Regions from separate parts of the Mus musculus genome. Here all the other regions are linked to region 3. Evidence: chromatin loops called from intact Hi-C (ENCODE). Cell type or tissue: heart. All regions are shown on one strand.

The links. Peaks named below come from ENCODE experiments on the same cell type or tissue, not always from the same donor. Only the 100,000 strongest peaks of a DNase experiment are listed, where the experiment ranks them.
Region 1: it touches region 3 in a loop (7-fold over the local background); 26 of 42 quality-filtered maps call a loop at or near these places.
Region 2: it touches region 3 in a loop (2.4-fold over the local background); 2 of 42 quality-filtered maps call a loop at or near these places.
Region 4: a loop joins it to region 3, with 4 times the contacts of the local background. A loop is called at or near these places in 23 of 42 quality-filtered maps.
Region 5: a loop joins it to region 3, with 2.3 times the contacts of the local background. A loop is called at or near these places in 2 of 42 quality-filtered maps.
Region 6: a loop joins it to region 3, with 4 times the contacts of the local background. A loop is called at or near these places in 17 of 42 quality-filtered maps.
Region 7: a loop joins it to region 3, with 4 times the contacts of the local background. A loop is called at or near these places in 23 of 42 quality-filtered maps.

The regions. Positions count from the first base shown.
Region 1 is chr2:163,533,225-163,537,224 of GRCm38, forward strand. All of the region lies in intron 1 of Hnf4aos (hepatic nuclear factor 4 alpha, opposite strand), which reads right to left. It also overlaps a transcript of Hnf4a not described here. Among named protein-coding and RNA genes, the nearest start is that of Hnf4aos, 6.5 kb to the right of the region's middle. In heart, a CTCF peak has its summit at 1,859 (motif pointing right); a DNase peak (open chromatin) is centred at 1,927; H3K4me3 peaks cover 638 bases; H3K27ac peaks cover 400 bases; H3K27me3 peaks cover 2,125 bases.
Region 2 is chr2:163,819,139-163,823,138 of GRCm38, forward strand. Ccn5 (cellular communication network factor 5) reads left to right here and starts at 1,696. Exons shown (of 5, transcript NM_016873.2): 1 at 1,696-1,971; 2 at 2,151-2,243. The coding sequence starts at 2,184. In heart, no CTCF peak of the experiment used is centred here; a DNase peak (open chromatin) is centred at 1,653; H3K27me3 peaks cover 2,003 bases.
Region 3 is chr2:163,717,810-163,721,809 of GRCm38, forward strand. Pkig (protein kinase inhibitor, gamma) reads left to right here. Exons shown (of 4, transcript NM_001039391.2): 3 at 3,319-3,492. The coding sequence starts at 3,342. Among named protein-coding and RNA genes, the nearest start is that of Gm16316, 28 kb to the left of the region's middle. In heart, no CTCF peak of the experiment used is centred here; DNase peaks (open chromatin) are centred at 1,302 and 1,512; H3K27ac peaks cover 1,607 bases.
Region 4 is chr2:163,600,549-163,604,548 of GRCm38, forward strand. It overlaps Ttpal (tocopherol (alpha) transfer protein-like), which reads left to right and starts at 1,766. Exons shown (of 5, transcript NM_181734.3): 1 at 1,766-1,866. In heart, a CTCF peak has its summit at 1,653 (motif pointing right); a DNase peak (open chromatin) is centred at 1,753; H3K4me3 peaks cover 1,469 bases; H3K27ac peaks cover 1,557 bases.
Region 5 is chr2:163,785,534-163,789,533 of GRCm38, forward strand. No RefSeq gene overlaps it. Among named protein-coding and RNA genes, the nearest start is that of Ccn5, 33 kb to the right of the region's middle. In heart, CTCF peaks have their summits at 2,399 (motif pointing left) and 3,141 (motif pointing right); DNase peaks (open chromatin) are centred at 2,348 and 3,158; H3K27me3 peaks cover 594 bases.
Region 6 is chr2:163,643,711-163,647,710 of GRCm38, forward strand. It overlaps Serinc3 (serine incorporator 3), which reads right to left and starts at 1,433. Exons shown (of 10, transcript NM_012032.4): 1 at 1,288-1,433. The coding sequence starts at 1,326. It overlaps 0610039K10Rik (RIKEN cDNA 0610039K10 gene), which reads left to right and starts at 1,140. Exons shown (of 1, transcript NR_028113.1): 1 at 1,140-2,090. In heart, CTCF peaks have their summits at 423 and 1,546; DNase peaks (open chromatin) are centred at 1,081, 1,441, 2,361 and 2,571; H3K4me3 peaks cover 2,102 bases; H3K27ac peaks cover 2,286 bases.
Region 7 is chr2:163,656,418-163,660,417 of GRCm38, forward strand. Pkig (protein kinase inhibitor, gamma) reads left to right here and starts at 1,969. Exons shown (of 4, transcript NM_001039391.2): 1 at 1,969-2,075. In heart, a CTCF peak has its summit at 2,027; DNase peaks (open chromatin) are centred at 1,984 and 2,674; H3K4me3 peaks cover 1,861 bases; H3K27ac peaks cover 1,978 bases.

The DNA.
Region 1 (4,000 bases), 180 kb before region 3:
AAAGCATTTGCCACCATGCCCCGACTAAATACTTTATGATTCTCAGGCTGTTTACTTCACTCTGCAAAAAACCCTCTCTTGTAATATAGAGTTGTTTTCACTAATTGTCAACTATCTACTAGACACTTAATGACGTTCTCTTCATGTATGCATGTGTCGGGGAAGGGTGTTACACAATGATCACATGGAGGTCAAAGGGCAGGGGTCACCTCTCCTCCTTCCACCGTGTAGGTCCTGGGGATTGCATCCGGGTCATCAGGCTGAGAGGCAAGCACGTTTACCTGATGAGCTCACGGTCCGCATCCCCAACAATTTCTCCTCGAAGGCCTCTTCAGCACACTACCAAATTCCCATTAGTTGCCTCTTCTTTGTTTCATTTGGACCTGTTCAAGGTTTGGGGTGTACCTTGAGGAATGCAGCCAGCGGGCATCTCCACATGGGGGGGGGGGCTGGAGAAATGTAAGTAGATTATCTCCAAGTAGCTGAACACGGGGCCATTTCCAGTTGACGTTCTGGAAAGACGGGGCAGAGACAGAGAATGCAGGTTGAGGAAGTTACAGAACTCACACACTGTGTGGGAGAGCGGCCAGCCTGGAGCAGAAGATCTAGTCTCACACCAGGGTGTGGCAACAATAGTTAGCAGAAAGGGGATGTGCAAAGGCCCTGAGACAGGAAGGAGAAAGGGAGGAAAGAGATGAGGTTGGAGCCGTGGGATACAGCGACAACATCTCTGTGGCAGGAGTCTTGTGAGCTTTATAAATGGCACTTCTCTTTATAATGGCATTCTCTTCCTTAAATGTGTATGTGTGCATGTATGTATGCACTGGGAAGGGTGTTCTACAGTGATCACGTGGAGGTCACGTGGAGTCGCTTCTTTCCTTCCACCATGTGAGGCCTGGGGATTGAATTCAGGTCATCAGGCTGAGAGGCAAGGCCACTGTAAAAGTTTAATGAGGGAAGAGATCGGACTCAAGGTATATTTGCGCATGATCATGGCCCGGCTTCGGGTGAAGAGTAGATGGCACAGGAGCAGAGTGGGCAAGGAAGTGTTGTGCACAGATTTCTCCTGGCTTCCAGAAACATGGTGATTGCGCTCAAGTTGGCTGTAGTGGAGCAGGGGAAACATCCTAGCTACTGTCAGGGATAGCGTAAACTGAGGCACTTTTTTTTTAAATGAAGATGGAGGTAGATATGTCATGTGGTGATGGTGGTGGTGGTGGTGATGTTAAAGAACGTGGGAACAGAATAAGTCATCCTACTGGACAAAGCTTCCAGTGTGTTTAACATGAGCCTAATTAACAGAGCTAATTTCACTCATATCTCCATGCTAACTCTATTTTTTATTTAAATATTAGCGCACATGTGTATGTGTGCATGTGTGTGTGAATATGCGAATGTTTGTGTGCATTTATTTGTGGCGCGTGTGTTGGAGCCATGGAGGCCAGAAGAGGGCATCAGATCCCCTGGAGGTACTGCTGTGAGCTATCCCATAGGTGCCGGGAACCCATCTAGGGTTCTCTGCAAGTAAGCGCTGTTCACCACCGAGCCTTCTCTACAGCTTCCATATCAACTTTTATGATGAGGGAGTGGTATTTAATGTTATGAATACCATTCTAAATGATGGTGTGTGCAAATAAAGGCTTTCGTTTGATGCCAGCACAAGCCTGGGAACTTCCTCAAAGCCGCCCGCACACTGGCTCCTGGGGCTGGAGCCTGAACTTTCGGAAATGCAGAATAGATTTTTTTTTTTTTTTAAATCTTGCATTCTGGTTGATGCAGTGGCAGCGGGCTGTGACTAGATTACAGTATGGCCTCCTGGGATGTACGTGAAGTACGAGTCTTGAGCGCCAGTTCCCACGTTGGCCACTAGGAGGAGCCCTCGAAGGCCAAATCGCTATGCTGGATGCGTTCAGAGGAAGATTTGCTGAGCTAGTTTCTGTAGCCCTGAGAGGAGCCGCACTCGCAGGACGCGACAGGGGTGGGCCAGAAGAGGATATCAGGACGCTGAGCTCTGTTAGGTGGCCACGCTTCTCTGCGCAGCTCCTTTGGCCCCTTTCCTCTGGCTCTCTGCCCCGCTGAGGACATTGGCTGACCTGGAGGGTGGGACCACGGGTTTACGCTGGATTGCAAAGGCTCAGATCCAAGGTGCAAAAATGCACATTCTAGCAAGTGACTCAACAGCCAGCAGCCCCCTGCCCGTCCCTCACTAAGTACCATGCACATTAAGCTTATCCTAACAACGCCTCACTGGGGTGTAAAATTGTCTCCTCGTAGGAGAGGGCCACCTTATCCAGAGGCCGGGCCCCCTGACCACGAGGTGCTGTCATCTCTCTCGGCTTCCTTGTTCTGGGCAGCTGGTCACTATTTAAAATTTACTTCTCTTTTTAATTTACCTCCCTTACTGCCTGATATGCCAGGCTGAGAATGCGGTTGCCAGACACAGCCTCAGCTCTCCGTTACATCTGGGATGGGATAAACCATACCCTTCCTTAACCTTTTTTTTTTTTTTTAATTTATTGTGAGTGTGAGGGTGTATGGGTGGCCACAGGCTCCTGGGGAGGTCAGAGATAACTTGTCGGGTGGGTTCCTAAGCCACCAGAGTCAGGCTAGGGGACAGATGCCTTTACCTGCTGAGCCATCCCTTATTTTTTAAGTATGAGTATGTCATTATTGAGGATATACTTATGCTACAAAGTACAATATGGTTGTCTGAAGTTACAGTTCCACTGGATGTTTTTATTTTCGTTGCTGACTACAATCCTGTAAGGGAAGGCTCTCGCCCCCTGTCTTCCTTGCTCAGTCTTCCGCCTCCACAGTAACGGTGCTGATAAGTCAAAATGCTTGGGTGGGTGGATTCCTTCAATTCTTCACTCATTTATTCAGGCAACGTATTTACTTTAAGCACCTGTTGGATCCCTGAAAAACCATGGTAGGCAGGCAGTCCAAAGGAGGAGGCAGTCACCATGACAGACACTATGGTAAATATAGTGTATATGCTCTGGGGGGCTGGGAAGGAACAGGGGAGGAGGAGTCCTTAACCCCTCCTAGGTCATCAAGACTTTTCCTGGAGAAAAGCAACCGAAATGAGACACGGAGCCCGACAGGCCTGTCAGAGAGCAGGGCTGGGCTGTGGGGTCCTGTAGGCGGCTGGGGAGGGAGTGTGAAGTGTTATCAGACCATCATTCACACTCACTGGGTGGGTTTATTCACTTCCAGACCCCTGAGGGAAGCCAGGGCAGCTTTGCTGTACTCGTATATGGGGAAACTGAGGCCTGGAAAGAGAAGTGCCTGGCTTGGGCTAGACTGGGAAGGGAAGGTAGAGCTTCCAGCTCAAATCCTACAGACTTGGAAGGGAGCCTTGAACTCTGCTAGAAAAGCTACTTTGCTGATGACCAAGGCCCCCAAAAGAGAGCAAGGAACCTGGGGCTCAAGAGGAGAACAGGACTCTCTCTACCAGTGTGGCTGGCTCCCAGCTTAGCAGGAGAACATGAAGAGACAGCAAGAGGTCTTTGCAGGTCCCCAAGTGCAGCCTCTGTGCCTCTCACGCCTATCTAGGTTGGGCCTTCAGGCCCCTTGTTGAGGCCTATAGCTGATTACTCCCATGGGTCCTGGGAAGGTCTTTGGTCTCCATGGTGACCACTTCCCAATGTCCCCGAAATCTCATTGTGACCAGTATTAAGGGATTAACTCGCCAGCAGCCCTCACAGGGTCTTGGGTACCAGAGTGGCAGCAGGAAGTGGTTCAAGGATGAAGAGCTTGCCCACCGTGTGTGACCCCATAGGACCAGGAGGAGGATGTCGGACAGGGGCCAGGGGTTCCTGCAGATCACATCAGGTATGCTCTTGAGTTCACGTCTGTCCAGAAGGGAGCCCAGGGAGGTAGAAGAGAGACCAGGGACTCAGGGGGAAGCTTAGAATTCAGGGCATGTGGAGATCTTTAGTCTCAGTCCCCAACTCAGCCCAGAAGGACAAGTCTGGAGGACATTTGATCAATATATATA
Region 2 (4,000 bases), 100 kb after region 3:
CAGGAAGCTAGCCACATAGCCTTGCCTGGCTGCCAAGCTGAGCACATCACTGTCTTACACAAACTCAGGTCTTGGAGATAGTGGCAGGAGATAGACAATTATCAGTGTGGACGTTGTGTAGGTCTGTCTGAGAGAGTTTCCGTGCGGCCATGGAGCGGGTGAGCACCCAAGACAGGGTGTCAAGTCTGGCTCAGAGTTGACTGCGTACCAACAGCCGTCCATTCACCACTTCAGCGTGCCAGCCCCAAAACTCAGCGGCGTCTCACTCCACACCTGCCTGATTCAGGTCCTGTGTGCCGTACCTCTGCCCACGCTACCTAACCAAATGACTGCGGTCTGCCTTTCCAGTCTCGCTGGTGTCATGCCTGCGTGTGGCATAGTCTAGTCTCGATAAACATAGAAAGGATCAAGCAGGGAACTACAGACAGCAAGGACCCAAGGTGGCCATGCCATTTCTCCCTCAGGCCCTCAGGTCATATAGACTTATTTGCTAGATATTTGTCTTCTACCCACAGTGGTAGGCAGAGTCTGTATGTGACTCGGAGGGAGCATATAGCCTCCAGGTTTGTTTTCTTTTGAGATAGGGGCTTGCTTTGTAGCCCAGGCTAGCCCCCTGTGATCTGGGCTCATGGGTGTGTTGCACTGTAACTGGTGGAGGTGTTGGGAGCCACAGCCTTCTCTAAGCACCTAAGACCCTGTTTCTGACTTTATCCCAGAATCAACCGCCCCCCCCCCAAGATGTCCCGCCTTCTATTTCCTGCCTCAGCTCATTGGCCAATCAGCCTTTTATTGACAGATGATGCTTCTACATATAACACAGCAGATGTCTCTACACCCTGATTTTTTTTAAAAAGATTTATTTATTTAAGTATTTTATGTATATGGGTACACTGTTGCAGTCTTCAGACACACCAGAAGAGGGCATCGGATTCCATTACAGATGGTTGTGAGCCACCATGTGGTTGCTAGGAATTGAACTCGGGATCTCTGGAAGAGCAGTCAGTGCTCTTAACCACTGAGCCATCTCTCCAGCCCTACACCCTGATCTTTAAATCCCATGTCCTTCTACCCAACACTCGTTGATAGGACCTTAGGGACATCCCCTGTACCCAATGGATACAGTTGGTGATGTGAATCCTGTGTTTTATTCTCTGCGTATTCCTGCCCAGTCCAGTGCCCAGGAAGCCACATGCCCACTAGATACCTTCTGTACTGAGTATGCCAGGCTACTATGTTAGGTCCCTCCTCCAGACATTTGATCATGCTGTTCCCTCTGGAACATTCTACCGCAGAGCCTTGTTAGCTTTCAGAATTGGCATCTCCCTCAGAAGTTGTATCTCACTCTTTGTCTGAACAAGGGAGGGGGTCCTTACACTTTTCATTACTACCCCATGCCCCAGGCTCTGGTCCCCAGGTCTGTGCTGTGTCTCCAGGTCTGCAGAACCCCTCAGAGCTGGTAGAATCCAACAAAGACAATTTTGCTCAGTCAGATCAGCAGAGACCAGCAAGTGCCAGCACACAGTAGGCTCAGTCTGCTTAGGCTTGGCCACCCTAGGCCACCTTCAGAGCCCAGGAGGATAGGGAGGCTCTTGGTTGCCAAGAGCAGACAGGCTGCCAGGGAAGCTCTGCTCTGGGTCACACCCACCTCTGGGTGGCTGCCAGTCTCCCTGCCAGAAACCACAGGCTGGGTCTGGGCTGCCCAGAGCTTGAGCTTCAGGGCTCAGGACACCGTGGGTCAGATCTGCAGAGCATTTGACAGACGCTCCTGATCTCCAGAGGACCCCGGGCTGGGACAGGGGCCTTGGCGAGGCTGCAGCTGCTGTGGCAGTAGCTTGGGATGGAGGTCTTTCTTGCTGGGAACTGAGGAGCTGAGAGGCTCCTGTCAGGCTCCTGTCCTAAACTCTTGGCACTTGCGGTGGCTTGGGCTTCACACACTGTCAGACACCTTCTTGGTGGCCTCCTCGGCCTCAGGTAACTGGGCTTATTCCTGGGACTATGGAAACCGGTGTAAGGACTATAAATGTGTGTGTGTGTGTGTGTGTGTGTGTCTGTCTGTCTGTCTGTCTGTCGTTTTCTCTTTCTCTGTATGCACCTAGAAGGAACCTCATTCCCTCCAGAACATAAAAAAAGACTCGGGTCTTGCTTCCCAGGTTTGAAGCTGGCTCCACAAGGGACACGGTGACATGAGGGGCAACCCACTGATCCATCTTCTGGCCATTTCCTTCCTCTGCATTCTCTCAATGGTAAGGCATCCTGGTCTTGAATGACAGCAGAATTCTGGGTGGTGGGACAGATATATGGTCACAACTTAGAACTCTTGGAAAGACCCTATACTGGATACAGTCTGGTCTCTGTGCCCAGGCTTGCTTCCCTCTCTGGGCATGCAAGTTCGGCTGTGTGACCTCAGACAAGTGTCCTACCCTTTCTGAGCTTCAGCCTCAGTTGAATGGGTACAATGTTCATGAAGCTTCTGGGGAGACCACTAAGGAGAACTGCATCCACAGAAGATAGCATAGGTCCTGGACCTAGATGAGTGTCTAAAAGAGGACAGTGGGATCCTCCAGTGTCATAGAAACTAAAACAAATGTGAGTGCTGTGTAGCTCTGAACCAGGACAGAGGTTGATGCTGGGGTCTGATTGCAAAGTACAGTCCATGAGGGTACAACATGCTAGCCCTCAGGCAGTCAGTGACCTCTGGCCCTGGTCAGAGAGAGCAGGAGACATCTCTGTGGCAAATGTCCTTGTCCCTTGGTTCACATTGGGCATCTTTTAATTGGCTTGTGAGTAGTTCCGTTTGCACATTTATAACAGTCTTATAACAAATTGTCCTGTTTTGATCAAAGGAGACTCAGAGAGGGTAAGCAATGTGCCCAAAGCCACACAGCAAAGAAAAAGAACAATAGAAGAGTTGCATGGTGGAGCCTGGGGCAGACATAGGTGTGTCTGGAGGAAACCCTAGTCTGTGTCTCTCTACCCTAACCTGAGCAATACCTCACACTAAATGTTAAGTTCCCAGTATCACCGAGTTAAGGCCTTGAGCCAATGCAGTGTTGAGTATAAACATCTCCCTCCCTGGGACCAACTGGCTTCCAGTCTTGAAAGGTGTTGAGCAGAACATGGTGCTGGAGAGGGTAGCTTGGGTGGTCTCCTGGGCCCCGGGAGGGGAGGGTTCTGAAGGGCTGAGGAAGAGCTGCCCTAGATTGGCCACTGGTGTGACATTTATGAAGCCATTCTTTCCTGGTCCTGGGAAGTTGATTGGCATCTGGGATGTAGTCATGGAGAGGACCTGAGGCCACAGCCTTCCCGGGGGATGGAATTCTGGATCTTCCAGGCAGGCTGTGGGCTCCAGGCTCTGGACTGGGGCAGGAGGAAGGAACCTGGAAACAGCGAAGCGATGTTGATCAGGGTCTGACAGCGACCAGAGACTTAGTTACTTAGTCTGGGGAGACCAAAGCAAGTGAGACAGCTTGAATATGGGGACAGAATGGCTAGCAAAGGTGGAGGAGAGGAGGATGCCAGAGGGGCTGCTGCTTCCATAGGCTAAGCAAGAGCACCTGCCCTGCCTACTTACTGTCCTTGAACTGAGGACAGAGGCTGAGGCTGAGGTTCAGGTGCTAACGGAGTCCCTGGGGGAACAGCAGGCTCAAGAGTTAAGTGCGGGCTCTGCCTTCCCACCAAGCTGAATTCTCATCTTGTCCCACTGCTTTCCAGATATTTATCACTTGATTTTGACCTGCTTTGTCCTCACTGTTTTGGAGTTTATTCTGAAACAATGTGTCACTCTGTAGCCCAGGCTGGCCTGGAACTCACTATGTAGCTCAGGCTAACTTCAAAATTCTTCTGCCTCAGTCTCCCAAGGGTTATTTCATCATCTTTAAGTCAGACACGAAGCCCATACCTCGTAGGAAAGGGCTAAAGGGAAAGCTTGTGCACACAGCACTCAACGTAAGGGTATCATTAGTGGCTTTTCTTGGAGTCAGGACCTGAAGAAGCCAGAAAC
Region 3 (4,000 bases):
CAGTTGCCTAGCATGCAGAAGGCCTTGGGTCACATCTCCAGCACTAATAATAATAATAATAATAAAAACAAAGCCATTTCCCAAAAGAAGATTGAAAAGGTAAGTCAGGTATGGTACATATTATCTCAGCAGTTGGGAAATAGAGGCTGGAAGATCAGGAGTTTAAGGCCAGCCTTGTTTATGTTTTGAGTTCAAAGCCAGCTTGGGTTGCATGAGACCCAGTCTCAAAAATGTAGAGTAATATTATATATATATATGTATATATATATACACACTTAAAAATCAATCTTGCTGGCTCTGGTGGCCTGGTGCACACTGGTAGGATTTGTTGGAGGATGTGGAGGCAGGAGGATCCTGAGTTTGAGGAAAGCCAGACTGTAGTAGCTCATACCTTTAATCCCAGCACCTGGGAGGCAGAGGCAGGTGGATCTCTAAGTTTGAGGCCAGCCTGGTCTACAGAGTGAGTTCCAGGACAGCCAGGGCTACACAGAGAAGAAGTTTTGAAAAACAAACAAACAAACAAACAAACAAACAAAAAAGTTACTCATATATGACTATATGATTTTATTTCACTTCCAGCATAAATGAACATTTTCTCATGCTTGTCTGTCTGTCTGTTGGGATGGCATCTTGCTATGTACCTCAGGCTAGCCGGACCCAAGGTCATCCTCCCTTGGCATCAAGTAGCTGTAATTCTAGGCCTAGGCTACCATAGTGTGAAGAATACAGTCATGGAAGACAGTAAATTTGAGTGTTTGTGTGTTGAGCTGGAAACTCCCCAGAGCTGTGTTTGGAGCCATGGTCCCTAAGGATGAATGAAGATGGGTGCTTTCCAGGATTGGGTTTGGGACTTGGCAGTGCCAACAGCATCAGCTTTCTGCCAGGGTGGCTCAAAGGTCAGACATAGCAAGAGCAAGTTTAAAGCCCTAGGGAGTCTGTCCTAGTGAGAGGCCAGCAGGTGGCTTAGCAGGTAATTCATCTTCTGGTGTCAGATCCTGGAGAGAGCAACAACGGTGGAGCACTCCGGCAGTCAGAGCCTTCCCTGCAGTCCCTGGGGTCACTCTGTCATCCCACAGATAGGGAATGGAGGAGAGGATGGGTGGGTGGGCAGGTGGGCGGGTGAAAAGCTGTGTGATCCAGGTGTATTTATAGCGCACTCCTCTGTAGCAGGTGCCGAGCCCAGCATCTTGGAAGGAAGCAGCAGAGTGGGTTTGGCTCAGCTGCCAAGATCAGGCCTCTCAGTCTGGTGCAGTGACAATCCAGACACAAATCTCTTTTCATGGAACTGACGTTCTCGATGGAAAAGAGCTGAGCAAAGAGGCTACAGCAGATGGTGTGGGCTACCCAGGGTTTGACCCACCCCATGGGCAGCTGGTGTCACCTGGGGAAACATCTGAGCCTAGGAAGCACATGGACTGGCCTGAGACCTTTCCAAGTCAAGTTATAAAGTTACACACACACAGTGCTTATCTACGGGGTGGGGCCATTGAGAGTGATGGACGTGAGCAAGTGCCTGGTGACTGTCCTCACCACTCTTTGTGCTGCAGTCTCATCATTGTAGAGTGTCATCACCATTGCAACAGGCTCTGCCGAGGCTTTGAACAGTTTCCCCAGAGGAAGGGGAGGCAGTGTGAGCAGCAGAAGGAACCACCTCCAGGAGTTCGCTCTGGTCTCCCCACACACTAAGAAAGACAGGCAGGGAGCGCCATCTGCTGGGTGCAGAGGGCACTTCCTTACACAGAATTTTGCTTCTGCCTCATTTGGAAACCCAAAGAGGGGCAGGGTCTTTGCTTGAGAGAATTGGCTATGAAATCTAATGTATGGTCTGGTCCCTGGATAATTACCGAGTTCCTTCCTTAGAATCATGGTTCTCTTCACTCTAGACTATTGTCCCCCACAGGGACATTCCTGGTCTCACGCCTTTGTTCCCTCTCCAGCCTCTTCCATGTGCCCTCCCCACCATCCCATTGGAGGGCTCATGGGAGCTTGAAGCCAGCAGGGACTTAATGAACCCTTGAATGGTTGCTTTCCATCCATCTGGCGTCCCAAATGCTTCCCTCTGGGTCCCATTTCAATAGCCACACCTCCTCTTACCACCTGACTTAAGTCAGAAACCAAAACTCCCTGTCAGACAGAAGCTGCCCACATATTTGTTTTCCAGGTTGTGTCTAGGATCCAGCTAGGTGTCTGCTTGGTCCCTGTTGCGTTCTCACCTCTGACCTCCCCAGAAGCCTAACCTAACCCATCCACAGCTGTCTTCATGGTCTTACCTAAACCCCTCCAGGGTGTGTCTTCCCTGCCACTGTCCCTCATGTGTGTCCTTTCTGCTCTGCTCCACCCCATCTTCCTTCCTCAGAGCCTCAGTACCCGCCTGTTCCCTTCCTTAGGGCCTCCTTGTACCCCCATTCCTTCTTCCTGCCTTTTTTTTTCTTTTTATAATTTTTGCCTCTCTTCATTTTATAATTTTACTTGAGACATGGTCTCATTCTTTTATCCCAGAGCTCACTATTCAACTGTGTAGCTCAGACTGGCCTCGAGCTCACAACAGTCCTCCTGCCTGAGTCTCTTCAGTGCTGGAGCTTCAGGTGGAAGCTACCATGCCCAGATTCTTTCCGTACATCCTTGCCTATTGGCTGATGTGCTGCTTTCCATCTTGGGTCCTGGCCATCCCTCTAGCGCCCTTGAAGCCCTGAACACGCAGTCATGAGCTAAGTGACCCAGTGTGCAGTGAACTCTAAGCTCTGTGAGGTGGGAGCGATGCCGGCTTGCTGTGCTCCCATGTGGGGCAAGCTGCTCAGGAGCTGGACTTTGAATCAAGATGGAATGCATGGTCTTACATGTTTTCACATTTATCTTGCTGTATGTGTGTGTGTGTGTTTACACAAGGTACACAGTGCAGGTGTGAAGGTCATAAAAGAATGTGCAGGAGTTCATTCTGTCAGGCACATGGTGTCTGGGGCTTAGTGGCAAGCACCTTTACCCACTGAGCCATCTTCCTGACCCTCTTGCATGTCTTATCTCTCTGTCCTCCCTCCTTTCCGCTCTCCCTCCTCTCCTCCCTCCCCCCCCCCCTTTTTTTTTTGTTTCTTAATTTTAAAAATAAAACAGGGTCTCTCTATGCAGCCTTCGCTGTCCTATAACTGATTAGGTAGACCAGGCTAGCCTAGAGCCACAGAGCTCTGTCTCCCAAGTGCTAAGATTAAAGTCATGTACCACCATGCCTGACTTCATGTTCGTTCTGTAAGACGTGAGTAGAAGTTGTCTAACTGTGGCGTTACAAAGGACGTCAGTGTCTCACTTCTGCTCCTATCCCAACAGGCCTGAGGAGCGATGAGACAGGCATGATGGAAGTCGAGTCCTCCTACTCGGACTTCATCTCCTGCGACCGGACAGGCCGTCGGAATGCAGTCCCTGACATCCAGGGTGACTCGGAGGCCGTGAGTGTGCGGAAGCTCGCTGGAGACATGGGCGAGCTCGCACTTGAGGGAGCAGGTCAGAGCTAGTGCCCCCACATCCTGGTGGGCAGCTGGGGAGGTAGTTTGCCAGCTCTGGTGAGCCTCCAGACCCTACACCTTCCTCAGGGAAGCAGCTGCATCTAAATTGGGGCTGTTTGCGACTGTTGGCAGAGCCCAGCCAATGTCTAAGATAGAGAGTGCCAGTGTCCTGGTTCTAAGGGCTCTGATGAGTAGCTGGGGCCTTTCCCCTTTTCCCTGCCCCAACTCCAACAAATCCTGTTAGATCTCTGTAATGGATCCTAACTCCCAGTGCTCCATGCCTTAGCTTCTCCACATCTGCACAGCCACCATGTTTACCTGCTGTTCACTTGGACTTCATGCCCTTCCTGCACAGCAGACAGCAGGATTAGTTAGCCTGTCCTGTCCTGTCAGCCTTCTGCCCCAGACTCTATGGTAACATCTCAGAGCCAAGCTACTCTTCAGTGCTCCCCAGGAGTCATGCCCTGCTGGCTAGCCTGCCTGGCCTTGGGGTCCATCCACACCCT
Region 4 (4,000 bases), 120 kb before region 3:
TGGCCAGCTGACCTCAAACGCAGCTGAGGTTAAAGGCGTGCATCACGATGCCCAAATTTCTCAAATATTTGAACATGACTTTTGTAAGAGACATGAGCATTCACACTTATGATTCCAGGACTTCCAAATGTGACACAGAAGGATTGTGGACTTGAAGTCAGCCTAGATTACATCAAGTTCTCTCTCTCTCTCTCTCTCTCTCTCTCTCTCACTCACACACACACACAAAGAGAGAGAGAAAGAGAGAGAGAAAGAGAGAGAGGGAGAGAGAACACAGAGGGGGTATTCAGGACTCAGTCAGTTGCCGTTGTGACAACAGAAGCAAGATGTCGGAGTGATGTGGGGAAGACCATGGACCAAATAATACCAGTAGCTCAGTAGCTTCTGCAAGTTGGAAAAGAGAACCAGTACCCAGAGAGACAGCAGCCTTCCCAGCTCCCCGGTGTCTTTAGCAAAGCAACAAAATACATTTGTGTTATTTGAAGTCACTATGTAGTAATTTGTTATAAATGGAACAGGAAACTAACACTTAGATTTGGGCGGGGGGGGGGCGCGGACGGGGGACAGGACACCTATTTAAATGTGAGTTTCTGAGAAACAAACATTTCTAAAGTATGTGTCCCAAATGTTACATAAGGAACCTAGTCTTAAAAATAGACCTTTGTTTATCTGAAATTCAAATTTAACTGAGAGTTCTATATTTTATTTGGCAGCCTAGAAGCTGGTGACTGGAGAGAAGGGAGGACTGCAAGTCTCATGACTTGTAACCTGGGGTGGCGGCACACACTCACTGTCTCAGAAGACAAGGCGCAAGAGTCATGAGTTGGGGGCCAGCTGGTCTACAAAGGCACCCTCTATTAAAAACAAACAAAACAGATAAACATAACTCAGAATTCCCAGGGTACCTCGAACCCCTCTCACATATTTAGTTTGACATCTGGCAAAATCCATTGTGTCCTTATGTCCTTGAAGGTCACTTCCCACCACTCTAGGACTCCACTTATTCATAAGGTAGGGAAAGGATGAGGGACTTAAGGTTATCCCTTTGAATATGACATTTTCTTAGACCGACGAAATTTCTCTCTAGAAATGGTCTGTTGTCCTTATTCTACCTAAAAGAGATTTGCCTCGAAATTACAGTTGCACAAACCATGGGTATGTGTGGTGAGGCTAGTAAATGGGTCAGATGTGGAGTTAATAAACTCCTTTTCAAACTACTGCTGTCTCGAGACAACATTGTGAGCCCCAGAGCAGGAAACAAGTAGTTTCTGAGTCGGGGTCCAGGGCAAGAATCGTTATTCACGAAGAAATAGAGGCGAAGAGGCTAGTGCACTTGGCCAAAGCGGCTCAGCTGATGGCATACTGACACAGGCAGCCAGTCCAGACATCAGCTGAGGACAGAGTAGTTCTGCAAATGATAAGCCTGAGGTCTAGGTCTGAAGCTGGTTTCTGCATTGATTTGCCGCTTCTCTAGAGGTCACAGCAGGCAGGGGGATTGAAAAAAAAAAATATATATATATATATAAAATGAAAATAAATAAATAAAAAGACAATTTAATGAGAAAATGATGTAGAACACTAGGCATATGGCAGTGTGTTCCAGCTTCCCTCCCCGAGGCCTCAGTTTCCCCACCCGAAACCCAACTCAGCTGCACAGCCGGGGCCACCAGGTGGTGTCAAGCCCCAAGTCAGCACTACAAAGTTCACTCATGCGCATTCCCGGATGGGCGCCGCCTACACGCGGCTCGAGCGTCACTTCCGGCGCGAGGGCCGGGCCGGCCGGCCGGGGAGTGCGGGTCTGTTCTGCGCGCGCTGCCAGCCGAGGCTCCTGCCGCCGTGACCCGCGCTCCGCCCGCCGCCGGGCTGGTGAGTGCCCACGAGCCCGGGTGTGCGCCGAGGGGCCAGAGATAGGGACCGGAGAGGGCGAGATCGCCGGAAGTGGGCCAGAGGGGCGGGAGACCCCAGGAAATGGGGACACCTGGGGAGGGGGCGAAGACCGGAAGTAGGGGCCTTGGGACGCTGTCAGCGGCTCGCAGGTCTCTGGGGCTCCGAGAGAGATGGCTTCCTGCCTCCTGTTGTTGTGGACGAGAGGGGATGCCCCGGAGAGAGAGATGGCTCCAGGTGGGGAGGGTGTCAGGCTTTATTTCCTGTCCATCACGTCGTTGTCGAGGCTGACAGCCACTGCTGAGCCCTTGGGGATACAGCAGGAAGCTGCAGGTGGAAGATAGAGATGATGAGACCAGGGTGGGGCTTGACCCTTCTTCGCTCTGCCTCACTGGACAGGGCTTGCCGTACTTCCCCTGATGTTGACGGAGTGCTGTCGCGAGCCGGCACTGGGTCTTGTGGTGACTCCACAGGCAAGTTCTCTGGCCTGTAGTGATGATTCACATTGTAGGAGGTCAGTTCCCTCCTTTGTAAAGTGGCAACTGACGATAATCAGCACGCTCAGTTATTGTGAAGATGAAATGTGGAGCCGACAGTGTAGTTCAGTGGGAGAGTGGTGCCTTGCATGTGCAAGGCCCTGGGGTTTATCTCCAGCAACAAATGCCCAGGAAGAAATAAAGAAACAGATGTACAATGGGGAGCTTGATTCAAAGCAGAACCCTCAGCCTGTAGGACCTCTTTGCATCAGTCCATGATGTAAACCGCACGAGGCAAGGCGTTATTGTTTTCTGCTGTGTCCCTAGCATCTGTCAGCACAGTGCCTGACAGGTACAGGAGGCCATCAGTAATTCTTTGATAAATGACTGGGTGGGAACTGACCCAGAAGAGTTCCTTGTAGACACCTGTGACACTAAGTAAAAGTTTCTAAAGACGAATAGGAACCCAGGGCTGTAGAAACCTGGAGGAACTCACCCTGAGGAAGGGGGCGGGGGGGGGGGGGGATGGAGCGGGGATTTACAGACTAGATCCCATCGCAGTTGGGCCTTGGCAGCTAACATGGAGAGAAGCCTTCATGCAGAGAGTGTCAGATGTGTGAGATAGTCTAAGAATGTGGATTATTAGTTTGTCCTCCCTGGTAAATGGAGGAGAGAAAGGAGAGGGCCTTTGGGGCTAGTTCTATAGTCTGTGGCACCGCGGTCAATCTCAGGCAATGAATTAGGATTCTAGGCACCTACCTGTTGGAAACAAGTTGCCATGGAAACAGCCCAGGGCAGATCCCGTGAGATCAAGATTGTCCCATCCCTTGCTCAGCACACCTCTGTAAAAGTACATTAAAATAAAATATTTATGATGTGGGACCTATATGTCTTATAGCTTTTTAGGTGCTACATTCAGGTTAATGCACAAGACCTGACTATCACACACTGATTACCTACACACATGTCAAGAATGGGAGATGTGCTAGTCCACAGAGCTCACACCCAAGCAGCTCAGACAGTCAGGAGTCAGTTCACATACACTGTCCCCTCTCACCTGGATTGGTGAACTTTCTACACCAGTGGTTCCCAACCTGTGGGTCGCGATTCACAAAGAGCATTGGAAAATACAGATGCTGACATTGTGATTCATAACTAGCAAAATGATGAAGTAGCAATCGAAACACTTTGATGGCTGGGGTAACCGCAACATGAGCTGTATTAAAGGGTCACAGTGGTAGGGTGAGAACCTCGGCTCTAGGTCATCACTTCCCTGCGGTACATGTTTAAGATGAAAGTTACTTCTCACTGGTACTTTCTGCGATGTGTAGGTGCTCATGGCATGGTACACACCTGGAGCTCAGAGGTCAGCCTTGAGTCGGTTCTCTCCACTTTTACAGGGGTTTTGTAGATTTTGGAAAGTTCATTTCTATGGTTTGAACTCAGCCAGGCTGGGGCTTCAGGTGGGCCCGCCATTCCACACCCCTCATGCATACATGAGACAACCGAGTGGTCCTTTTGAGTAGAAATCGGATCATGTCAAACCAGCTCTGCCTTTCCTCTCTCAGCACAAAAATTTGAGGTTCTCACTGGCCTACAGCGTCCTGACCACTACCCGCCAGTAGGCCTCTGAATTCATC
Region 5 (4,000 bases), 68 kb after region 3:
GACCTGCTTGAGCTCCAGTCCTGACTTCCTTTGGTGATGAACAGCAACATGGAAGTATAAGCCGAATAAACCCTTTCCTCCCCAACTTGCTTCTTGGTCATGATGTTTGTGCAGGAATAGAAACTCTGACTAAGACACCTATCTATGACAAAACACCCGGCAGAAACAACTCAGAGGAAAGATACGGCTTCAGAGGGTCAAGTCCACTGTGGTGGGGCGGAGCTGGCAGGGCTGAGCAGCTCCTCCGGGAGCACGGAGAGGAGAAATGCTATGCTCCCACTGCCTGGGGCTCCCCCATTGTGGGATGCTTCCACCCACACTCACAGTGAGCTTCCCACTTCTGTTGGTCCTCTCTGGAAAGGCCCCCAGCTGTGCCTCCTATCCAAGTGAGTCTGTCACATTTAGGGACGGCAGGAAAAGTGACAGTCCAGTGGTAAATGTTGACCTGATGGAAAGCCACAGGAGTAAATATGACATTCCTCTACCTACAATCAGTAGTGTACTAGCTAGTTTTGTGTCAACTTGACACAGCTGGAGTTATCACAGAGAAAGGAGCTTCAGTTGAGGAAATGACTCCATGAGATGCAATTGTAAGGCATTTTCTCAATTAGTGATCAAGGGGGAAAGGCCCCTTGTGGGTGGGACCATCTCAGGGCTGGTAGTCTTGGTTCTATAAGAAAGCAGGCTGAGCAAGCCAGGTGAGGCAAGCCAGTAAAGAACATCCCTCCATGGCCTCTGCATCAGCTCCTGCTCCCTGACCTGCTTGAGTTCCAGTCCTGACTTCCTTTGGTGATGAACAGCAGCATGGAAGTGTAAGCCGAATAAACCCTTTCCTCCCCAACTTGCTTCTTGGTCATGATGTTTGTGCAGGAATAGAAACCCTGACTAAGACAAATAGCTTTTCTTTTCTTTCAGAATAATATGTGTGTGTGTGTGTGTATGTGTATTCATTTTTGACAAATAATTTTCATTGCCAATCTACCATTGTTAGGGATGAAAATCCAACAGATTCCTAACAGGCAAGTTGAAAAACCAATAATAAACAACAACAATAAACTGACTCTAAGGCAAGGTGGTGTGTAAAAACACCTTAACGGGTGAGGGAACAAGGCAAAAACGCAAACACAAATAATTAAGATGCAAAACAAAATAAATGTTAAATGAAAAACTGTCTCATGTGAGAAAAAAATACAACCATAAACCAAAACTCTCAACACTTGGTTGGGTCCAGCACGTGGGAGGTAGAGGTTCCAAATCCCAGGCCAGAAACAAAACAAAACAAAACAAAAATCCCAAATGGGCATGATGGGGCCAGGGGGATCAGGAGTTGGAGGTCACCCTTAGCTACGTTAAGTCTGGGGCTATCCTAGGGTACATGAGCCCTCTCAGTAAAAGAAAAAAGAAAGCTGCAGCCAAACATCTGGAGAGTTGGGAGTCAGGTATAGCCCTGCAGAGTCTGAAAATGGCCCTCTCTATAGATTCAGGAACCCATGGTGATTGGTTCATTGTGTGACTTGCCATCTCCACCTTGGTACCCAGGTTTCCAGGTAGAGACTGAGAGCTTCCTCTAGACTGCCAGAGCTGCCAGCATCCTGGGGACGTCAGCGTCTAAGGAGGACTGCCTCTGGACCCTGAGCTTGTGACACTAATAAAGGCAGCTGTGCTCCCTGACCGGAGGGAAGGTCTCCTCTGGACACTGTAGGAATGCTGGGCTCTCCGTCCTTGCTTCAGGCAGCGGTGATGAAATATCTTGTAATGGTGGAATGGGAGGCTGGGCTGGATTCCTGCTTGTATCTGCATCAAAGGAGCCAAGTCTCAACGTGCCCTTTCAGGTGAAGCCTGGTTGGTGGCCAGGGCCTTACAAGCCTCACCACCAGGCTAGGGATAGGAAAACATTTGGAAGTGTTTCATTAGCTCTAATTGCTGCTCCCAGCTGTAGCTTGATGTTGATAACCTTGGACATGACAGGTGAGGATACAGAGGTTCCTTGACTATATCCCAGGGCAGGTGTTGATACGTATATTGCATAGCAAAGGAAGCCTAGGCTCAGAGAGGTCTAGGCACCCATACAGACAAATGTGAAGAGCTGGCTTCAGAGGTCAGCTCTTTGCCCACACCCAGTGCCCCAGGCAGTGGTATGCAGCCAGGGAGAGGACTTGTGCGCTCTGGACTTGATGAGCCAGCAGCCTTCTGAGCTCCGGAGTTCAGAAAACTTATATGGATTAGTGCAACCAATCCTCATCACTTGTGGCTGGCTCAAGGGACATGGGACAGTTACTGTATCCTTGGCCACTAAGAGCCACTTCTGAGCCAGAAAGGAAGCTATGCTGATTGTGCCCATGAGGACATTCTAGCTAGAGCAGGGCAGGTTAGTGATGTCTAGGGGGCCCTCTAGTGGTCAAGAGAGCAAAGCTCTCACTACTTCCAAGCTGGGAGTCCAGGTTCAGATCAAAATTATAACAACCCCATTAGGCAAGAGCTGAACGTCAAAGAGAATCAGGCCCCATGGTAGGGGTCAGACAATGTCAGATACACTCCTCTCACCCAGCGCCTCCAAAAAACCATGGCAGTGGGCTTCACTGGGTACCCTTGGGAAGCAAGAGTGTTTGCACTACCAAGTGTCCTCTGCTCCTGGAGAGGGTGAGACTAGTGCCGCAGATGTCACTGAATGGATATGGTGTGCCTTACCTGAAGTTGGGGGAGAGGCCAAGCCCCTGCTGGCTTGGGCATGGGGAAGAGTTAGTTATACAGGTGCGAACATATCTGTATCCCTCTTGTCTATGCCCTTTGCTGGACAGTGAAGGGGCCATTCCACAGAATAGGAAACTGGGGTCTAAACACTTGGTGGATAACTGTGGGGTCATGGAAGTACAGCCATCCATCTGTCTCCTTTCCCATCTTTGGACTCTTGCCTTCAGAATGCCAGCAACCCCAGGCATCCTGTGGCTTGCCCTGGCTATCCATCACATCCTCTAAATATGCCACCGCCTAAACACTCACCCCACAAGCCTGTGAGTGGCAAGAAAGGTCATTTCCATTTGACAAACAGTTGATGCTGCTTACCTGGACTCTAGAGACCCTCTACTGGGATCCCAGCTGCCCCAGGCTCCCTGCTATCCAGGTCAGTATTGTGAAACTCACTTTGACCAGCAGGGGGTGGCATGTACTCAGAGATAACACCCAGTATCCAGCATTATGTCCGGCAGAATCCACAGGCTGGTGAAGTACCAAGCCTTCACCCATCCCAGGCTCCAAGAGGGCCTGAGGAGCAAGGAGAGAGGTGCACACAAGTGAAAGGCAAGCTGATGGTCCACAGCCAGACGATGCCATGCCTGCGAACACAAAAAAGACTCCACCTTGTAAGAGATCTGTATGTTAGCCCTGTTCTGCCCAGGTGGTGTGTTTAACCAGCAGGCAGAGCTACCCAGGATGGGATGGACGAAGGCTGATAAGCTTGGGAACCGAATATTCAGCATGTAATGGCTGCCCAAGTGTTATTAGACGCGTTCTCACGACCGGCCAGGAAGAACACCACAGACCAGAATCTTCTGCGGCAAAGCTTTATTCTTACATCTTCAGGAGCCAGGGTGCAGGAAGCAAGAGAGCAAGAAGCAAGAGAGAGAGAAAACGAAACCCCGTCCCTCTTAAGGAGCATTCTCCTTCGCCTCGGACGTGTCACTCCTTGATTGGCTGCAGCCCATCGGCCGAGTTGACGTCACGGGGAAGGCAGAGCACAAGTAGTCATAAGATACCCTTGGCACATGCGCAGATTATTTGTTTACCACTTAGAACACAGCTGTCAGCGCCATCTTGTAACGGCGAATGTGGGCGCGGCTCCCAACATCTCCCCCTATCCTTTTAATAAGAGCAAATAGGCCACCCATATTAATGAGAGTGGAGATAGAGGTCAAATCCCCAGTGTGTAGGTAAAGGAGCCATGTACAGGATTAGCTCTTAGGCTCACAGGCTTTTACCCAGAGCAACCCTGACCTGCTCCCGT
Region 6 (4,000 bases), 74 kb before region 3:
AAGGCAAAAATTAAACACGTACAAAAGTCCTTTGAAATCTTTAATCCAGACTGGACTGGAGGTGTAGCTGGAGGAGCTCTCAGAGATAAGCTTTGGACAAACAAGGTCCTGGGTGCAATCTTAAACACCCAGAATGACCAAAGAGATTGCCTAAAAAATAAAGGCATACAGTGGGTATCTGCATGATTTGGCTCCCTGATATTCTGTCCCCCTTTTTTGGCGTGGGATGGGAGATGGGGGTGGATAGTGGCAATTGGAGACTAAACCCACAGCCTCTAAAAACCTACCCATAAACTGTAATTTGCACCTCCCTGTTTTGAGACAGGGTCTCAAAACAAATAACAAATGATCTGCCATGGCCCTCCACAGCCTTTAATTTCGTACTCTTCTCTCATTCCACTCTGGTATCCTAACCCCCTACTGGGTAAAAACTGAATTAACAATATATGCAAGGAGTTTCTAGATATGAACACCTGGATAGGATATTTTCAAATTATGGTTTTAAACCAGGAGGAGAAAAATATACAAGATATCTTCGACATTACTTCTGCCCTGAGACATGCCATTGACATGAGCAGAGCCTGAGTCCTTGGTTCATTACATCAGCTCGGGAAGGAGAAAACAATTAGGCACTGTGGTTCAAGCTACCAAGTTCCTCTGAGGCAGATTTGTTAGATTATTCCTTAGGTTAAAGAGATCCTAAAATTAACTTCTAAAAACGTTTTACCATTGACAAGGGGAATCGGACTAATTTCTTTACTTTATCCTCACAACAGTTCTGGAGGAGAGGAATGCTAGGGTGTTTAATTCGAAAATATTTAGGCCGCGGGGCTTCTAATTAAACGCCTTTTGCTCGCGACCTGCAGCAGGGCTGACTTAAAAGCCCCGCTCCCAACCCCACTCAGTAGCGCTGGCATATGCCGAACTATGAAGAAAAATGACTACAGTGGCCCTAAATTCCCTGACGCCATCCTCTAGCCACTCAGGAACCCGCGCCGTGGAACCTCGGCGTCGCCTGGCCGCGGGAACCCTGGGTCCGGAAGGCTGGCGGGGGCGGGGCGTCGAAATTGTAAACAATGGCGGTCCGGCCTCCCGCGACCCTCCGCCCACAGCGAGAGCCAGCCGAGCCGCCGCACCCCGACTCCGGGACGACGGCTACCGGGCCTGGACCCTGGGCCTGCCCGCTCCTCTCTGTTAGCCTCAGAGAGTGGAGGGTCCGCCTCGGGCGGCCCGACACCCACCCCCTGCGCGCCTCAGGCCCCGGACGGCCGAGGCCTCGGGACTCACCCAGCTGGCGAGGGAGAAGACGCCGAGGACGGCCCCCATGGTGACGCCGGGGCCGAGACCGACCGCTCCGAGCGGATCCTAACTGCTGACTGAGGCGTCGCCTCAGAAACGCGACGGATCCTCAAGCCGGAAACAGGGCCCGCCCTTCGCAGGACGCCCAGTTTACGTCATTGGGTGGCCCCGCCCACGGAGGGGGAGAAGGCGGAGCCTAAGACTGCTGGGGTGGCAGAGGACGTAGAGGGTTCGTGGCATACAACTCCGGGCTCGCTTGGGGCGCTGGTGGTCAGAGGCAACATAAAGGTGCAGAAAGACAGCATGTTCCCTACGAACTGCACTTATCCTCGGAAGAAGCTACATCCGAATTAAATAAAGATCCTACAGACTGTTAAGTCGTGGCTGGGCAGTACTTTGTGATTATTGAGAGATGGAATGTTGGCAAACTCAGAGGCAAACAGGCTATGTTGGGCCATTCAATAATCAGTTAGCATCTGTAATCCCAGAACTAAAGAGGATGAGGCTGGAGGATCAGGAGTTCAAAACTATCCTGTGCTACATAGAGTTTCAGACGAACAAAAAAGCCACTCTTCTTACCCCACACCCTACCGGAAACTTCTCCAGCCTTGTCTCCCCTTCCCCTTTCCCCCTTCCTCTTTTCCCCTGCCCCCCTTTCCCCCTGCCCCCTCCCTCCGCGGGGGTCAGTCTGCTGGCCAGGTTCAGCTCACTACTTTCCCTGTCCTAGACTCTTCCCGATGCCTCTGGCTGTACTCGTTCTCATATCTATAATAAAAATTTTCTCCTCAGCCATACCTTGGAGCAGTCATGTCCTCATTTTGTTGGGAACAAGCAAAAGAAACTTATGCTAAGTACTACCGTTTTCGTTTTCTAAATTCAAGGTCTCAGGCCCTGGGGGAGCTGGGGACTTTACCAACAGCTCAGCAACCTCGGTTGAAAACAATTGTCTGAGTCCAGATATTTCAGGGACAACTTCCCCTCCTTGAAGGCCGGGCCAAACAAGGTCCTGCTCCGAATGCCTACCCCACTTGTCCAAATGTTTTCTTGTCTGTTAACCAGTAAAGAATATAGAAACTACTGTTATCTGAGCCAACATGCATAAGTTATAAAAACCTATAACCATTGCCTGTTATGCACTAATTGACTACATGCAGCTCGCCCACTCCTCTGTTCCCTTATCATTCTAAAATTCCGGGCCAGAGTCCAGAAGACTTGACTCCAAGAGCTGAATTAATGACCTTGAAGCCAGGTGCCCAGGATACAGCCCAGTCTCCAATAGGTACCCATAATATCAAAATACAATTAGATAATACTGAGGCTCCCCACTACCCCCTGCTTTGGGTTCCCATCCCTTAAAAATGTACAGATCCCAGCCAGGCGGTGGTGGTGCACGCCTTTAATCCCAGCACTTGGGAGGCAGGGGCAGGAGGATTTCTGAGTTTGAGGCCAGCCTGGTCTACAGAGTGAGTTCCAGGACAGCCAGGGCTACACTGAGAAACCCTGTCTCGAAAAACCAAAAAAAAAAAAAAAAAAAAAAAAAAAAAAAAAAAAAGTACAGATCCCAAACTGGCCGGCTCCCTGCATGCTTAGAAAATAAAGCTTTCAGTTTTAAGCTTATCTCTGGAAATGAGTTTTCTTTTTTCTGGCTTCCACCCAGAAACCAACAATTTCACTCAATAAGTAATATGAGATGGTATATACAGGAGGATTTTTTTTTCAGTAGAAGTTTATTCAAGGGCTGAGGATTGTAGTTCAATTGGTAGAGTGCTTGTCTAGTATTTGAACTCCACCTCTACGTAAGCCAGGCCTGGTGACCAATATACACCTTGTACTTGGCCTGAAGCGGTCGGAGGATAAGAAGGTCAAGGTTGGGCTGGGCTTGGTGGTATACACCTAGGATCCTTGTGCTTGGCCTATAGAGGGAGTGGCCAAGCCATCTCTGTCAACAGGGTCTCTAGGGAGGGATCAAGGATTGAAGAAACAGAGGATGAGACAGCAACACTATAACATGACTCCAGTCACTATAACATGAAAAAAAAAAAACCCCAGGTTTGATTTTTTTCCCATCTGCTTATTTATTTATTTATTTATTTATCTATCTATCTACACTCCAGATTTTATTCCCCCTCCCCACCCTCAACTGTTCCACATCCCATACCTCCTCCCTACCTCCCTGTCTCCAAGAGGCTGTCCCCACCCTCTACCCTACCTGACCTCTAAACTCCCTGGGGGCCTCCAGTCTCTTGAGGGTTAGGTGCTATCATCTGTAATTGAACACAAACCCCGGGGGTCCTCTGCTGTATGTGTGTTGGGGGATTCATATCAGCCGGGTGTGTGCTACTTGTTGTTTGGTGGTCCAGTGTTTGAGAGATCTTGGGGGGTCCAGATTAATTGAGACTGCTGGTCCTCCTACAGGGTAGTGCTCCTCCTCAGCTTCGTTCAGCCTTCCCTAATTCAACCACAGGGGTCAGAAGCTTCTGTCCATCGGTTGGATGAAAAGATCTGCATCTGACTCTTTCAGCTGCTTGTTGGGTCTTCTGGAGTGTGGTCATGCTAGCTCCCTTTTTGTGAGCGCTCCATAGCCTCAGTAATAGTATAAGGCCTTGGGACCTCCCCTTGAGCTGGGTCCCACTTTGGGCCTGTCGCTGGACCTTCTTTTCCTCAGGTCTGCTTTTATACCATTCTAGGTACAAAGAATGTG
Region 7 (4,000 bases), 61 kb before region 3:
TGGTCTCTCTCTTCCCTGCACTGGGATTATAAGCAGATGACATCACACTCAGCTTTTTATATGAATGCTGGAGATCTGAACTCAGGTCCTCATGTTTGCACTTTACCAACTGAGCTATCCCCTCAGAAAAAAATCTTATCCCAAGCTTTCGATCACAGTTTCAGTGTCCAAGTGAGCATGCTCAGATCAGAGTCTGATCTCTGTTTTTTTTTAAAAAGATATTTAAAAAATTCTTTTTATTTCATTTCATTTCTTTTTCATTAATTTATTTATTCACTTTACATCCTGGTAATAGCCCTCTCCCTCCTCTCTTCCCAGTCTCACCCTCCTCTTCCTCTCCCCATTATCTTCTCTTCCCTTCTCTTCAGAGAAGGGAAAGCCCTCTTTGTATACCAACCAGCCCTGGAACACCAAGTCACAGCAGGTGCTAAGTATATCCTCTCCCGCCGCGTGTGGGAAGCCCCACCAGGCAATCCAGCTAGGGGAAGGAGATCCAATGGCAGGCAGCAGAGTCAGAGACAGCCCATGCTCCAGTTGTTTGGGGACCCACATGATGACCAAGCTGCACATCTGCGACAAATGTGTAGGGGAATTTTATTTTATGTGTATGAATGTTTCGTCTACATGCATGTCTGTGCACCATGTATGTGCCTGGTGCCCACAGAGGCCAGAGGACATAAAAATCCCCTGAAACTGGAGCTACAGACAGCTGTTAGGTATCATGCAGTTGCTGGGAATTGAAACAGGGTTTTCTGGGAGTGTGATAGGTCCTCTTAACCACATAGCCCCAAGTTAGTGATATGTTTGTTTGTTTGTTTGTTTGTTTCGAGACCGGGTTTCTCTGTGTAGCCCTGGCTGTCCTGGAAGAAACCACTCTCTCAGTCATTAATGACACTTTCCATTTCCCCTGAGTGGTCTAGCTTGTGTGACAATTTATATGTGACTCTCCTATAATAACTAAGGAACTTAAGGTGTACCAAGAACTCCTTAAATAGCTTAAGAAGCCATTCTGACCTAAAATGCAGGAGAATCCTAGGGGCCTACAGGCCTTCCCTATGTGAGACAAGAAGAGGAAACAGGACATTGCTTCTGTGAGGTAGTCAACCCCTTTGCTCTGGCTTCTGTAAACCTGCTTATGGCTCTGGGACTGGGATGAGGCGGACCCTTTCCCTCTGTACAGTGGGATGAGAAACAACTGAGAGGAGGAAAGCCAGTTCTTCCCCCAGCTGTGGGTTCCACCAAGCATGAGATAACTGTGATGCCCACTGCTGATGTCCATCTTTGTAAACCCTTCCTTTAGCCACTCCTTGGCAAGGCAATCTTTTGATTTGGCTCTAAGGCTGCCATCCAAGGCTGTGATTCTGTTAGTGGTAGCAATCAACTGATTTAATCTGAATTCAGATTTAGTCTAATTCATAGTTTTTCCCCCAAGTGGATACGAGCTCCACACCAGCTAGGAGCACCCTTTGAACTTAGGGTCCCTTATATTTGCAGGATTTCCCCCAGGAAACCTAATTGCTGAATATGAATTAATTATTTCCCATGCTGAAATTAATTCTGGTGTTTAAATTTTCGTGCCCCCCCCCCCAAAAAAAAACAAAAACAAAAAACTTTTACTTTTTTGCCACACCCCTTCGTTTCAGAGATTATGACAGAGGAATTTGTCACTCCACATCAATTTTTCTAGTCTTTATTTTCAGTCAGAGGGCTGGGCTTGTAGCTCAGTAATAGAGCATGTGTACCACCATCAAAAAAGTAATTAAAAAAAAAAAAGCTACATCTGGTGGCATAAACATCCGAGGGACAAGCCCTCACCTAGAGCCTCGATGGCCTCCATGCTCATCTTTCACTGGCCACCTCTCTGGAGAGCTAAGACCCCAGCCTCAGGACCGCTTTCCTTCCTCCGCCCATTGCTCCCAGTCGCGTCCCTTCCCGGCCGCCGTAGAGCAAGCGACGCGGGAGTTCGGCAGTCGCGTCGCCTAGGCAACGGCTCGGCGGCGGGCTGCGGGCGCCAGGCGGCCCCGGGGAGGCGCTCGCGCCGGCGGCCGGGGCTCTACGAGGCGACAAGGCGGCAGGTAAGCGGCGGTAGAGCGGGTGAACGTGACCCGGAGAGGAGCGGTCCGCCGGGCGACCGGCGAGGAACGGGTCGCGGGGACGCCAGGCAAGGACAGAGGGCCGGACCTTTGTCCCTTGGGCCCGCGAGCTGGCGCCTGCGACGCCCTCTGACCCCGGCCGAGTTCGGGTGGGTGCGCTTTCCGCTTTTATTCCTATGTATCTCTGGAGCCTCACTCGAAAGTTTTCCTTTTAAATAGTAATTTTTAAAAAGCTCCTATTTTATGAGGGTTGGTCGCGGAGTAGCTAGGAACTGAAGAGAACGTCTGCGTGTGTCGCTCTTCGTTGGTGGTGGTGGTGGGAGGTCGGCGAGATCGGACTTATTTCTGAGTCAGTTTTCTCACCTGCACAATGGGGATAATAATACCTGTCTTATAAGATGATCAAAACGTGTTTTTATATTTAAAATCCTCACTACATGGGCGCTTTTCTTGTTACTACTACGAGGAGCATCATTGAGTATTTATTGAGAACCAGGGCCTGGGCTGATCGCCAGCGGTTTAAAAAAAAAAAAAAGTGAATGAGACGTCTTGTCCTTAGGGAACTCCACTCCTGCCCGTAGGAAACTGACCTATGGACTGGTTTTTGGTGTAATTTGAGCTATGGTTTTACACGTACAGGAAGCTGAATGCAGTGGAGGCTGTTGTAGACCTTCAGAGGTGATCAGAGAGAGAGGATTACACTAGAAGGTTACTTCCAAAAGGAGGTATGTAGCTTGCCTTTTGTCTTGGCCAGAAGACTAGTCTGGTGTGTGTGCCTAGTGTTAGGAAAACGGTGCCTTGAGGAGACAGCCAAACTTCTAGAGACTCTCCCAAGAATTTCAGGCTGGAAGGGAGTCCAAAAGGTAGCAAGAGTGTCTACTTGATGTTTGAAGGATAAGCCTCGGCTCTTCTTGACAGACTTTTTTTAGGGTCGGAGGTGGCGTTATGGGTAAAGTTTTAGGATGTTTGCTTTTTATTTTTTGTGAACCCTCAAGGGATTTGTTTGTTTTAATACAGGATTTTGTGGCCTACAGTCTGGTCTTGATTAATGCTGCTGTGTAGCTGAGGCTTTGCCTTGAACTCCTGACTCTCATGTCTCTGCTCCTGAGTTTGTGAGCTTGCAGAGGCGTCTAATTAGAAGCGGGTGAGCGTGTGCGCATGCGCTTCCGCGATTCTATGCGCGCCCTTGATCAGAAGTAGACCTCTCACCCTCTTTGGTCTCCTTGCTATTATTTTTTGCTTTGCAGCCAGTTCTTTATGGCGATTCAAAACAAAAAAAAAAACAGATATTGACAATTATCTTAGACCTTTTTTTCATTATTAAAACTACATACTCGCTTTAGCAAGATTAGAGGTTTCGGGGCAGGCGAGATGGCTCAGTGGTTAAGAGCACCGACTGATCTTCTGAAGGTTCTGAGTTCAAATCCCAGCAATCATCTGTAATGAGATACGATGCCCTCTTCTGGTGTGTCTGAAGACAGCTACAGTGTACTTACATATAACAATAAATCTTTAAAAAGAGAGAGAGAGAAGAGGTTTCTTTAGCTTACAGTTCTGGAGATTCTTGGAGCCCACTTCTGACCATGTTCTTTTTATGGCAGAGTCCTGAGAGGGCTCAGCTTGTTGAGCATATCACAAGATGGGGAGTTCAAGGGTTCCTCTTTTTGTGATGTGGGGGTCGAAGAGACCCTTGTCCACAGCAGGCAGGGGTACTGCCTCAGAGCTGTTTACCCATGACCTTCTCTCAGGCAGTTCCAGGATCCAGTTACAACCTCTGACCTTATCTGATGCTGCCTTCTTCCTCTGGACACTATGTCAGTGTGGTTTCCCCTGTCTTCACTCACCATCTGAAGCAGAAATGTCAGCATGTGAACCCTTGGGACGTGCACACAAACTACATCTAACCC